Regions from separate parts of the Homo sapiens genome. Here region 1 is linked to region 2. Evidence: read pairs that join two places in POLR2A ChIA-PET (ENCODE). Cell type or tissue: MCF 10A. All regions are shown on one strand. Links, peaks and the distances in the headings refer to the core of each region. The heading gives the core; the rest is flanking DNA.

Evidence for each region. Peaks named below come from ENCODE experiments on the same cell type or tissue, not always from the same donor. Only the 100,000 strongest peaks of a DNase experiment are listed, where the experiment ranks them.
Region 1: POLR2A ChIA-PET joins it to region 2 with 5 read pairs; 3 of 35 experiments call an interaction of 5 or more read pairs at or near these places.

The regions. Positions count from the first base shown.
Region 1 is chr18:59,738,115-59,743,696 of GRCh38, forward strand. No RefSeq gene overlaps it. Among named protein-coding and RNA genes, the nearest start is that of CCBE1, 43 kb to the left of the region's middle. In MCF 10A, for the core only: no CTCF peak of the experiment used is centred there; no DNase peak of the experiment used is centred there.
Region 2 is chr18:59,602,109-59,607,690 of GRCh38, forward strand. The region is part of intron 2 of CCBE1 (collagen and calcium binding EGF domains 1); the gene reads right to left. Among named protein-coding and RNA genes, the nearest start is that of CCBE1, 93 kb to the right of the region's middle. In MCF 10A, for the core only: no CTCF peak of the experiment used is centred there; a DNase peak (open chromatin) is centred at 2,983.

The DNA.
Region 1 (5,582 bases), core at 381-5,380, 140 kb after region 2:
GACATAAGGGGTAAAGTATGCAGGCTGGCTGGGCAAACCATCTGAGGGATAGGGTATGCAGTGAGCATATCTGGTTGTGATGGCTATTATTGTTTTGAGACAGGGTCTTTCTCTGTCACCCAAGCTGCAGTGCAGCATTGTGATCAGGGCTCATTGCCGCCTCAACCTCCCAGGCTCAAGCAATCCTCGTACCTCAGACTCCCAAGTAGACGGGACTACAGGCACGTGCCACCACACTGGGATAATTTTTTATTTTATTGTTTTTGTTATAAAGATGAGGTCTTGCTATGTTGCCCAGTGTGGTCTAGAACTCCTGGGCTCAACTGATCCTCCTGCCTTGGTCTTCAGAGTAGCTGGGACTACAGCCATGTGCCACCATACCCAGCTAATTTTTTGATTTTTGTTGTTGTTGTTGTAGAGATGAGGTCTTGCTACATTGCCTAGGCTGGTCTCAAACTCCTGGGCTCAAGCAATCCTCTGGCCTCAGCCTCCCAAAGTGCTGGGATTACAGGCATGGGCCACCATGCCCAGCCACAATAGTTATCTTGAGTAATGGACCACCTGGTGGTCTGGCCAGCAGCAACCATGCTGCAAATCACTGTTGAACATTCCTTCCTGAAGTAGGACACTCCATAACCTTGGTTTGATATTTAGATTTCCAAAGGCCAGTTCCTGAAATTCTTTAAGTAAAAGGCATGGTTAAACATTATGAGAGCACAGAAGACTGGCTATTTGCTTTGTACAACTAAAGCCTCAGGGTTAGCAGGAATATTGGTATATTGCCAGTGAGGTAGTGGTGTGGGTTTCGTGATTAGTGGGACAAGAGAAGAAGAAAAAAGAAAAAAAATTTGTGAAAGAGGAGCTGTGTCCCATTTCTATTCTATCTCAGTATCTGACAAAAGAAATTTTGCAGCTGTGATTAAGGTTACTAATCAGTTGACTTTGAGCTAATCAAAAAGAGAGTTTATCTGGAAGTGCACAATCTAATCACATGAGCCCATTAAAACCAGAGAACTTTCTCCAGCTGGTGGCAGTGGGGAAAGTCAAAGAGAACAGAAACACTAGAAGGACAAGACACATAGTTGTTAGCTGGAAGATGGAGGGCATCATGAGCAAGGATGGAACAGCCTCTGGAAACCGATAGTAACACCAGTCAACAGTCAGCCTGGAAATGCAGATTTAGTTTTCCAAGTGCAAGGGACTGAATGCCAACAACCTAAATGAACTTGGAAAGAGACACTTCCTCAGAGGCTTCAGATGATAGTCCAGTCTGGCCAACACCTTGATTTTGGCCTTGTTGGGAGTTAAGCAGAGAGCACATTGAGCCCACTCAGACATTTTGACCTAAAAAAACCGTGAGAATAAAAGGATGTTGTCTTTAGCCATTAAATGTATGGCCATTGGTTCCACAGCGATAGAAAATGAATATAGGACTCTCAGAAAAGTTTGAGTACAAGACCTAAACTTTGTCTACATGCTGTATAAATCACCTAGAAAGAAGGTCTTTGTTATTTTTCTTTAAATTATAATGGAAAAATTTAAATCCCATTTATTATCTGTGTGTGTGTGTGTGTGTGTGTGAGAGAGAGAGAGTTGTAAAGCAAATCAGAAGTTTTTTAAATTGTGACTGTGGGGACAATCTATATTAGCATCATCTGGGGGGCTAATTAGAAATGTCGCTTTGTGTCCCATAGAGGCCTATTGAATTAAATGCTATGGCATGTGGGGCCCAAGCATCTGCATCACTAAATCCCCAAGATTCTAAAGAACCAACATTTGATAACAAACTGACCTAGAAACCTCTCTCTCTCTCTCTCTCTCCAGCAGCCCTGGCTTCCTTCAAAGCGGTGTTTTATTCCTCAGAACCAAGATGGATAAGGATCCACACTCTAGTGGATCCTCTCCACTCCTCCATTCCCTCCACAACCCTCCCATAGAGACTAAGTTCTGGGGGGCAGTATCAGAACACAGTGCTGGGGACAGTACTGGTGAGCCCTTGAGTGTGAACTCAGGAGTCAGAATGCCAGAACTTTGAATCCCAGCTCTGCTGCTGAGCTAGTTGGATGCTCCTGGGCAAGTTACCTAAGTGCTCTGTGCCTTATTTCTTCCATGTGTAAAATGAGGATGATAAATTACCTACTTTATAGAGTTGTGGAGATTAAATTAGTGAATACCATTCAAGCTCTTACAAATACCTGACACATAGGAAGCCCTCAATGAGTGTGAAGAGAATATTATTAATACTTGTTCTCTTGGCTTCCTGACAAAATCCATTTATCTCTATGTCAGATGCTACATAAAATATTCCAACTGCATGCTCAGAGTCAGACTTAAATCACCAAAATCCAGTTAACTTATGTCACAATAAACTAACCTGCTGAATTGAATGTTATGTCAATTTTTAAGCAATTGTGATTAATCATAATTTTGGGGCATCATTTATCAGCAAAAAAAATAATGTTCTTAGAATTGTGCCACAGCACTCTCTATTATGTGCCTGAACAAATTAGCTAGAGCTTTATATAATGGGCAGAGATATTTGTTGTTTTCCTATAGAGAAACCTGAACACTCATTGAATTTTTACAAATGAATAATCGGATTTATTTTAACATGATAACGTTACCATACATAATTACTTTGGATAATCCTCTTTGTAATTGTAATGCCATCAGTGAGATATCAGTTTCTTGGGGTTTTGTTTGCTTGCTTTTCCCATGACCCAAGGAGGAAATGCTCCCAAGAAAACTCTATCTAAATAAATGTGGCAGCTGGATTAAAGAAACTTGGTCCTCTTGGTGATAAGATTATTACGAGTATGCTCACTTGTGTTTCTTTGCTCTTTCATGTCTTCTGTTCATTCATACATTTTAAAATGTACATTGACATACTATGTGCTGTGTTAAGAAATGATGACAGACAAGACAGACACAGGTCCTACCCTCATAGAAATTTTAAAAATATAAGAGCTGTATTTGTTGCAAGTTTACAAGTCCAGGCACTGTGCTAGGCACTTAAAATAGATTGTCTTTTTATTTTTTTATTTTTGAGATGGAGTCTCACTCTGTCACTGAGGCTGGAGTGCAGTGGTGAAATCTTGGCTCACTGCAACCTCTGCCTCCTGGGTTCAAGTGATTCTCCTGCCTCAGCCTTCTGAGTAGCTGGGATTACAGGCATGCACCACCATGCCCGTTGTATTTTTAGTAGAGAGGGGGTTTTGCCATGTTGGCCAGGCTGGTCTTGAACTCCTGACCTCAGGTGACCTGCCCGCCTCAGCCTCCCAAAGTGCTAGGATTAAGGCGTGAGCCACTGCGCCCGGCCAGATTGTCTCTTTTATTTCTCACAGGCATGTAGCTCCATCTTATACATGAGGCCATTGAGACTCTGAAGTTAAAAAACTTGTTCAATATTGCACAGCTACAAGGAAATAGAATTAGGATCCAAATCTGACTTTAAACCCACCTTCCTAACTACAGTCCTGCCATCTCTTTTTGCAATTACTTCTCAATATCAAAACATCTATTCTTTTAGGTCGATTGCTCTATGCACCACACACAAAAATTCCTTAACTTTGACCTTGTCAGGCAGCCAGATCCCAAATATGACCCAATCTTGTGTGTCTAACCCAAGCCCCTCTTCTCAGCATGTCTTACTCCCTAACCCACTCACTTCTTCAGCCTCAAACACTACATCATACACTCCCCCTTCCCCTGCAACTATCAAGTTCTTTTGTATGTTCATCTAATGTTTCAAACTAGATTGTAAGTTCCAAGTTAGACTATAAAATTTCCTCAAATACCTATATTTTTTCTCTCATCTTAGCCACTGAAGTTGGGCAGACAGTTAGGTGCTCAATAAGTTACCATTGTCTTTTTCATTGCTAACTTAGTTCTATGATCCTAATAACCACAATAGGTTCATAGAAAAGGCAGGTGGTCTTTAGGAATTAATAAAGGCTGGGCTCACCTTTATATTATAGGTGGGTCACACCTATAATCCTTCCACTTGGGGAGATTGAGGCAGGAGGACTGCTTGAGGCCAGGAGTTTGAGACCAGCTTGGGCAACATAGTGAGACCCCCATCCCTACAGAATAAATAAATAAATTAGCTGAGTGTGGTTGTGCACACCTGTGGTCCCAGCTACTCTGGAGGTTGAGATAAGAGGATCCCTTGAGCCCAGGAGTTTGAGGCTGCAGTGAACTATGATCATGTCACTGCACTCCAGCCTGGGCGACAGAGTGACAACCTGTCTCTAAATAAATAAATAAATAAATAAATATTTTTAAAAAGAAGAATCAGTAAAGAAAACGTCCTTTCTCGGCTGCCTCCCCTCTCCTCCAATTAATCACTGCCATGTTCAGAACACTGCCTACATCTACTGCTATAGACTTTGCATGACCGGTTTTGCAGTGAGCACACAATCCTGGTTTACATAATGTAGACCGGGTTTGCATCTCTATCTTAAGCCTTTGGGACAAGGCCAAAGAGATCACTGGAGCACCCACTTAGCCTGAAATTGAAGGATAGGAACTCAAGAGTCTCTCATTGGTTGTCTCCTGCTCTGAAAATACACAGACCTCTGTATTAGCCCTTTGCCACTTAACACTTACAGCCTTGAGATGTCATTTTTCATAGCTGTGTATTCTACAGGCTTCTGAGCAGTGACGTGGCCTAGCCCAGTGACACGGAACAAGTGCTCTCTAAGTGACTGTTGACTGGCCCTTGATTTACTGAGGGAATTTTTGCTGGGGCCTCTTGTGTGGAAGCTGCTAGAACTTCCCAAGGTGTTGATAGCCACTGGCTCCTCAAAGAGGTTCAGGGCAGCCGGGAAGTATTTCTCACTTTTGAATGTCTTGGCTGAACTCTTGACTTCCATGCTCCATCTTCCCCACTGCTTCCCTTCTGGAGTATCAAATGCCATGTGGTTGTAGTCATGACATTGTAAAATTGCCCTGCTAGCTCATGGGAGGAGAAAAGTCTTGAGACAGAGAAAAATTTGATGGGATTTTATTCACTCTGAATCCATCTCTGCATGACTGTCTATGTCCTAATCTCAGCTAGGAGATCTTGCATTTCTTTTCCTTCTGGAGATGGGGAATAGGAGCAAGCTGAAAGATTCTCTGTGGCTTTAGTTGGGAAGAGCTGGAGTGGATGAGAGCTGTCCTCTCAAAGACAACCTCCTTAGGAGACCTCTGGGAGCCACTTTCCACTGGGACACTAAATGGGAGCTAAAAGGTTGTCATTTTCCCACCCTCTCACCTCTGTCAAGGCCGTCCCAGGTCCTGTGCAGACTGCATTAGGGATGATGTAAAATCAATACCCCCACACCTCACTTTACCCTCCACTCTCACATAGAAGATGATAAAGCATGTCTCTGTGCCATTGGGAAGGACCTCACCATAAGTTTTCTTTTCTCATCTGCCTCTCCATTCCTCAGATACTCTGTTTATGTGCTATTTATGTCCACTCTTATGGAAGAGGATTGCAAGTAATCACACAGGAGGGAGATTAGAATTCCTGGACCATTGGCTTAATATTCCAGAACACCATAATTCTGTTATCATGAGCGTTTACTAGATTTTCA
Region 2 (5,582 bases), core at 132-5,131:
AATTCCTTTTTTTTTTTTTAATATATTTTTACTAACACCACAAATTGGGTCCCATGAAGCTAATGAAAACGTAGGAAAAATGCAAACTCAGATAATGCCAAGATCCTTCTTTAGGGTGATACAATGGCAGAGGATACTGGAGCAGCAAAATGAGCTAAGTTTTCCTGTGACTGTCTGTCTTATTCTGCTTCTGCCTTTCAACAACCATATCAGAAGAGAGATCATGAAGTTATACACACTATTATCATCATCATCCTTATGTGGTTCTCTGTTTTTTCCTTCTATCAATTCATTAGAATTGCAAAGATTCAAGGCACTGATCTTTTATATTTCTTTTGTATCCCTAGTATGTATGCAAAGTATAAATTCAATATAAAACCATTGGATAAATAAGTTTTCCCATCTACAAAGATCTAGGTTTTTAAAAACCACATTGAAAACAGAAAATACATATAATACAAAAAGGGTATATATATGTATGTAACAAGACATTGGATAAAGAGAAAAGTCCTCTGAGTCCTGAGCTGGAAAAAATCTTAAGATGTGATCACCATAAGCTGTAATAACCAGGAAAGGCCTTATGGGAAGCCTTGAGGCATGAGTAGGACTTGGAAGGCAAGAGGCATAGGGAAGAGGACCCCACAGAGAGAAGCAAGGCCTGAACAAGGGTTAAGTGCCAGAAGACTACAGAGTGATCAAAGCTGCTATGCGCTCTGACAAAACTAAAGATGGCGCAGCCTAATGGTTAAGAACTCAGGTGTGAGGTCAGACAGACTTGGGATCAGACTCCAGCTTCACATGCACAGGCTCTGCACCCTTGGATAACTTGCTAAGCCTCTGTGCCTTGTCTCGAATCATAAAATGCAGTGACAATACCAACCTCCGAGGGCTGTCATGGAAACTAAAGGAGGTAAGCTGGAATCACACTCACATGCTCCCAGGAAGAGAAAACTCCATTTGTTAGTTGTTACACATAGAGCACTAATAGGACAATATTTCTTAAACTGTCCCTGAAAAAAATCCAGTGTGTGTATCCGCCATAGCCAAATGCTAATCATTTGCTCAGAAGATTCTGGAATGACCATGAGAAGAAAAGAAGCTGTGACTTCCACCGCCTCAAATATTAGAGCATAGAATTTGGCCCCTGGGGCTGAAATTCTTAAGTAGTTGAAGGAATGAGAGAAGCTAAGTGTTGTGAGGATTCATGAATTAATTTCATCTAGACCACTCGGGTCCTTGGTCATAAGGTTCTTGTAAAGTTTTTATTATTATTTCTAAAACAATCACTCACCTCTACCCCTGTGAGGAGGCAGAATTTGGCCTTTAAAGATAAAGATGGCTCATCTCTCTGTAAAACATCTGATTTAAATATAGTCTCTGGCCTCCTCCAGGGAAGATACCTCCCTGCTTCAAGACCTTTCACATCCTGGGTCATTTTCAAGGTTTTGCTCATCTTTAAGTAATTACAGAATTATCTACTAATTATATGTTCCTGTGTTGTTATTAAATCCAGCAAGAACACAAAATGAAATTAGCATTATCTTCCTACTACAAAGTTGTTGCTCTTTCTTTCTCCCACCCCAGAAAACCTTCCCTTATCTTTCTATAAAGAGACACACCAATTTTATTTTAGGAGAAACAGTACCTCTTATCCTTTTTAAAATACTGGAGACCAGGCAAGTACATTAGAAGAGGAAGATACAAAGCAGCTAGGAAGGAGATCTGAGGAAGTGCCAAGTGTTGGAGGTGGACATCTGAAGCTCTGTCCTGACCTCCTCAGGCCGAAAGGTCCTCAACCTCTCGATGACTCTGTTTCCATATCCAAAAGGGATGCCTTTGTAGTGCTGTTGTAAAAATGAAGTGGGAAGCCTGACACAAAATACATGTGACCACTGATAGAATCTTCTACTTTTTTTAAAAAATGAGAAGTTGGAAAAGGTATCTGTTGTTTCTCTCTGGTACTTTATCTCCTCTTATGCAGGCAAATAAGGAAGGATCCAATGGAGAAAGTAGGCAGAAGAAACTGGAAAACTTATCTAAGGAGGGCCCCTCTTCACCCCATAAGAGCTTCGCTGACGGAGGGTCACATAAGGCCAAAACAGTTATGGAGAGAGCCAGGAAGCAGCATGCTACCCTCTTCATAGGTTCAAGACAAGACACAGAGGTTTGGCCAGTTGTCCAAGGGTGCAGAGCCTGTGCATGTGAAGCTGGAGTCTGATCCCAAGTCTGTCTGACTTCACACCTGAGTTCTTAACCATTAGGCTGCATCATCTTCCATTTTCACAGGGCTAGGGGTAGGAGGACACATAGAACAGAGATACCTATCCAGGAAAAAAAAGCAGATGAGGGTCTCAAACTGGCCCTCTCTATAGTCCATGTTACTGATCAGATATAATAAAGTCAAATTACTACTCCCTTGATATAAGCCAACATACTAAGTAAGTGGCTACAGTCACCTGTATTTAAAAGGAGAGCTGATCATCTACTTCTGTAACAGAAAAACGTGAATTAAACAAGCAGATATGGGAGATTTAGTAAAGAAGGAAATTTCCATGGTATGTGATTGCTTCAATAGGCATTTGTTTCAATGTCCAATTTGGACAACTCTTCAGATGGATAATTTTGAGATACATTAGACCAGGATGTCTGCTTCTCAAAACCTGAAATGTACACTGTCTAGTTTTGTTGGCTTAGCAGTAAATGTACTTTAATAAACAAATGCCAAGTCTCTTAAAATGTATCATTTGTTCTTGGTCAGCTATTGCTAAGATGCTTGATAGGTAGGGTCAAAATGGGGCAAGATGCCCATCTTATCCAGTGATCAGTAGGGGATCCGGCAGCTCCAGGCCCACCTCAAACTGGAGACGGGAGCTCAGTGTCCAGTCACTGCCACCTACACCGTGTTCATCATGCCTGAAGATTAAAGCAATGCCCTCATGAGAGCATGTTCTGGCCTGACTTGATTGCAAAGGCTGGGAAAAGTGCCCACAGAAGGAGTGTCATCTGTTACACAGGAGCTGGTGGTTCTGCCCTAACAGAGGCTGCTCCCCCTAGGAGGCACAGCAGGGAGAAATGGAGAAGGAAGGAGTCTGGCAGTGATATGAACTTTGATCTTTTTGATAAAACATCTTCTACAACATGTTTTAGGGAACAGCTAAAGTCTTTAAGAACACCAAAGCCGGATCTTTCCTCTATTTGCTGAAAGCCAGTCACAGCGATAACAAGAGGAAGATGACAAGTTTTATCCTTATAGAGAACAGGTGGGTCGATGGTTGGAATAAGGCATGAACTAGCTGGGGTGTAGCACAGAATAAAGGGGGCATCTCACCCTACCAGGAGAAGGGCTTTATGGCAGAGGCATCATGCCAAGTGAGCCTGAAAAAGAATGTGGTCCAGGTGGATAACTCTTAGGTTGGCCAGCATTCCCCACTGGTCAGCCATTCTGCATAATTACTAGGTGTTCCTGGATCATCTCTCATATGCTAAAGCTTTGCTGGAAAACCAGGGGAACTAAAGATGACAAGGAGCCTCTTTGACCTCTCAAAAGCCTAGATGGCTACCCACCTAGAGCTTGCAGGGACTCTGCCTCTCATTTCTCCCAAAGGAACATTTCTTGGTGGATGATAAAATACCTCATGTTCCCAGCAAACCCTCAGACTGAAACATAAGAAGTACTTGAGTTGTTGCCAGAGAAACGTTCCAGAGCCAAGTGGACGACTGCTAGGGGTGGCCTTGGGATAAGCTATCCTCCCTCTAGCAGTTTTTGGGAGGAAAAGGTGAAGGTGGAAGTGAGCTGCTCCACTGGGGGAAATGCCTGAGCTAGGCCTCAGTTAGAAATCTACCAAGAGAAATCGCGATGCTCGAATGTCCGAACTGTAGATTTCTGCCTGAAGCACGTCACTGCTCTCAAGCAACCACGATGATCTCAACGCCTATGGTGCTTTGCGATTCAACTCCCATTTACCCCAAAGTTTAATGATTGTCAAAACAAGTCATGTTTTCTTAGTAATAACACGCTTAATTCTTAACTGTCCATTCATTGTTTCGGAAAAATGCTTCGGACAAAGGCAGAGATCACATTTGTGTATGTTTTGCATACTCCATGAGAGACCTTAGAGGCATTAGAACTCCCACAGATTGGTTTTTTACTTCCTTAGGATGGAATTCCTCAGATGTGACAGAAGGACACAGTGACCCTTTCAGGGAAAGCAGCGAGGCATCTGGGACAAAGACAATGTCCACATGGCAAACCGCAAAGCACATGCTTGAAATCCTGGCTTTCTATGCACTTTCCCCCAACTTTTGTTTAGAAGTCAGACGTTGATTTTCATTATCTGCATACTTAACAGGACTGTCATGACATCCCATTACAAACTGTCTTCAAAGAAAGTAGTAAACATAACTTTACTCTTCAAAGATAACATCCCGTCCGTATGTGACTCCCTGCATCTTGCACGGATCATTTACAAACCAAGCATCTCCACGGGGCCCCAGGGTGACATAAACAAACCTTGGAAGGGTGTCAAGAAGCACAAGAATCATCTCTGGAGGCTGTATCTTAATCTTGAATCTTTTGTTACCCCTGCTGTTTTAGAAGGAAAAAAAACAACCAATCATCTTTTTATCTGAGAAATCTGAGCATGAGTGCCTTGGTTAACCAAAATGGGTTAACCTTATATTTGCAACACGAATGCTATTTCTCTCACTACATATTTCGACAGCTGTTCAAAGAAACCTTTTCTGATAAATGCCTACACTCCAAATGTGCTGTGCTTTCTTGGTTCATGCTTCTGCTGTGACACTTATCTCACTGTTTTATAATTAGTCGGACATGAGTCTGTTTCCCAAGCTAGACTGTCCGAGTCATGTCTGTATCCCCAGTGACCGGTGCAGGGCCTGGCCTAGAGTACGACAGAGTAGGTACTCCATAAAAGGTGTGTTGAATTGGGAAAAAAAAAAAAAAAAAAAGCACACAAGTACTCACTGCATCAGTCAGTCCAATCAAAGGAAAGCATGGTACTTACTCTTGAAAACAAAGGTTGAGCCAAAAGTCCTGTCCAGTACAGCTGAAAACATAGTATTTTTACAATGCAGATTTGGTTCTCTAATTTTGCATGCTTTTGGCTGACATTTAGATAAGCATGTACCAGTCAGCAATGTAGAATACGGCCCATAAGTTCATGAATGGCATGAAAGCCCTCTTAGAGTCCAGAATCTGATAATCTGAACCAGTTTATGGGTGGATGATTCCACAGACTCAGATGAGCTAGACTGGAGCCTACTCACTATTTACCATTATTGTTCCAGTTGCAGAATCATTCCAAATTTCAAACAACAGACATATAATGAACTATGGGGCACAACTCCTTAGTTGGGGACTGACTGTAAAGATAAAATTGTGAAGCATCATCATGACATAGTCCCATAAATCACACTACACAAAAAGGAACTGGGCATAGCTGGATTTAGACATTCATTCTTCTCTTATTCCCTTCAGCTACTCTCGGCAGCCTCAGATGCTGTCCTAGGGCACCTCGCTGAGCTTGAAAGCTAATGTTGCACAATGGTTAGACACGGACTCT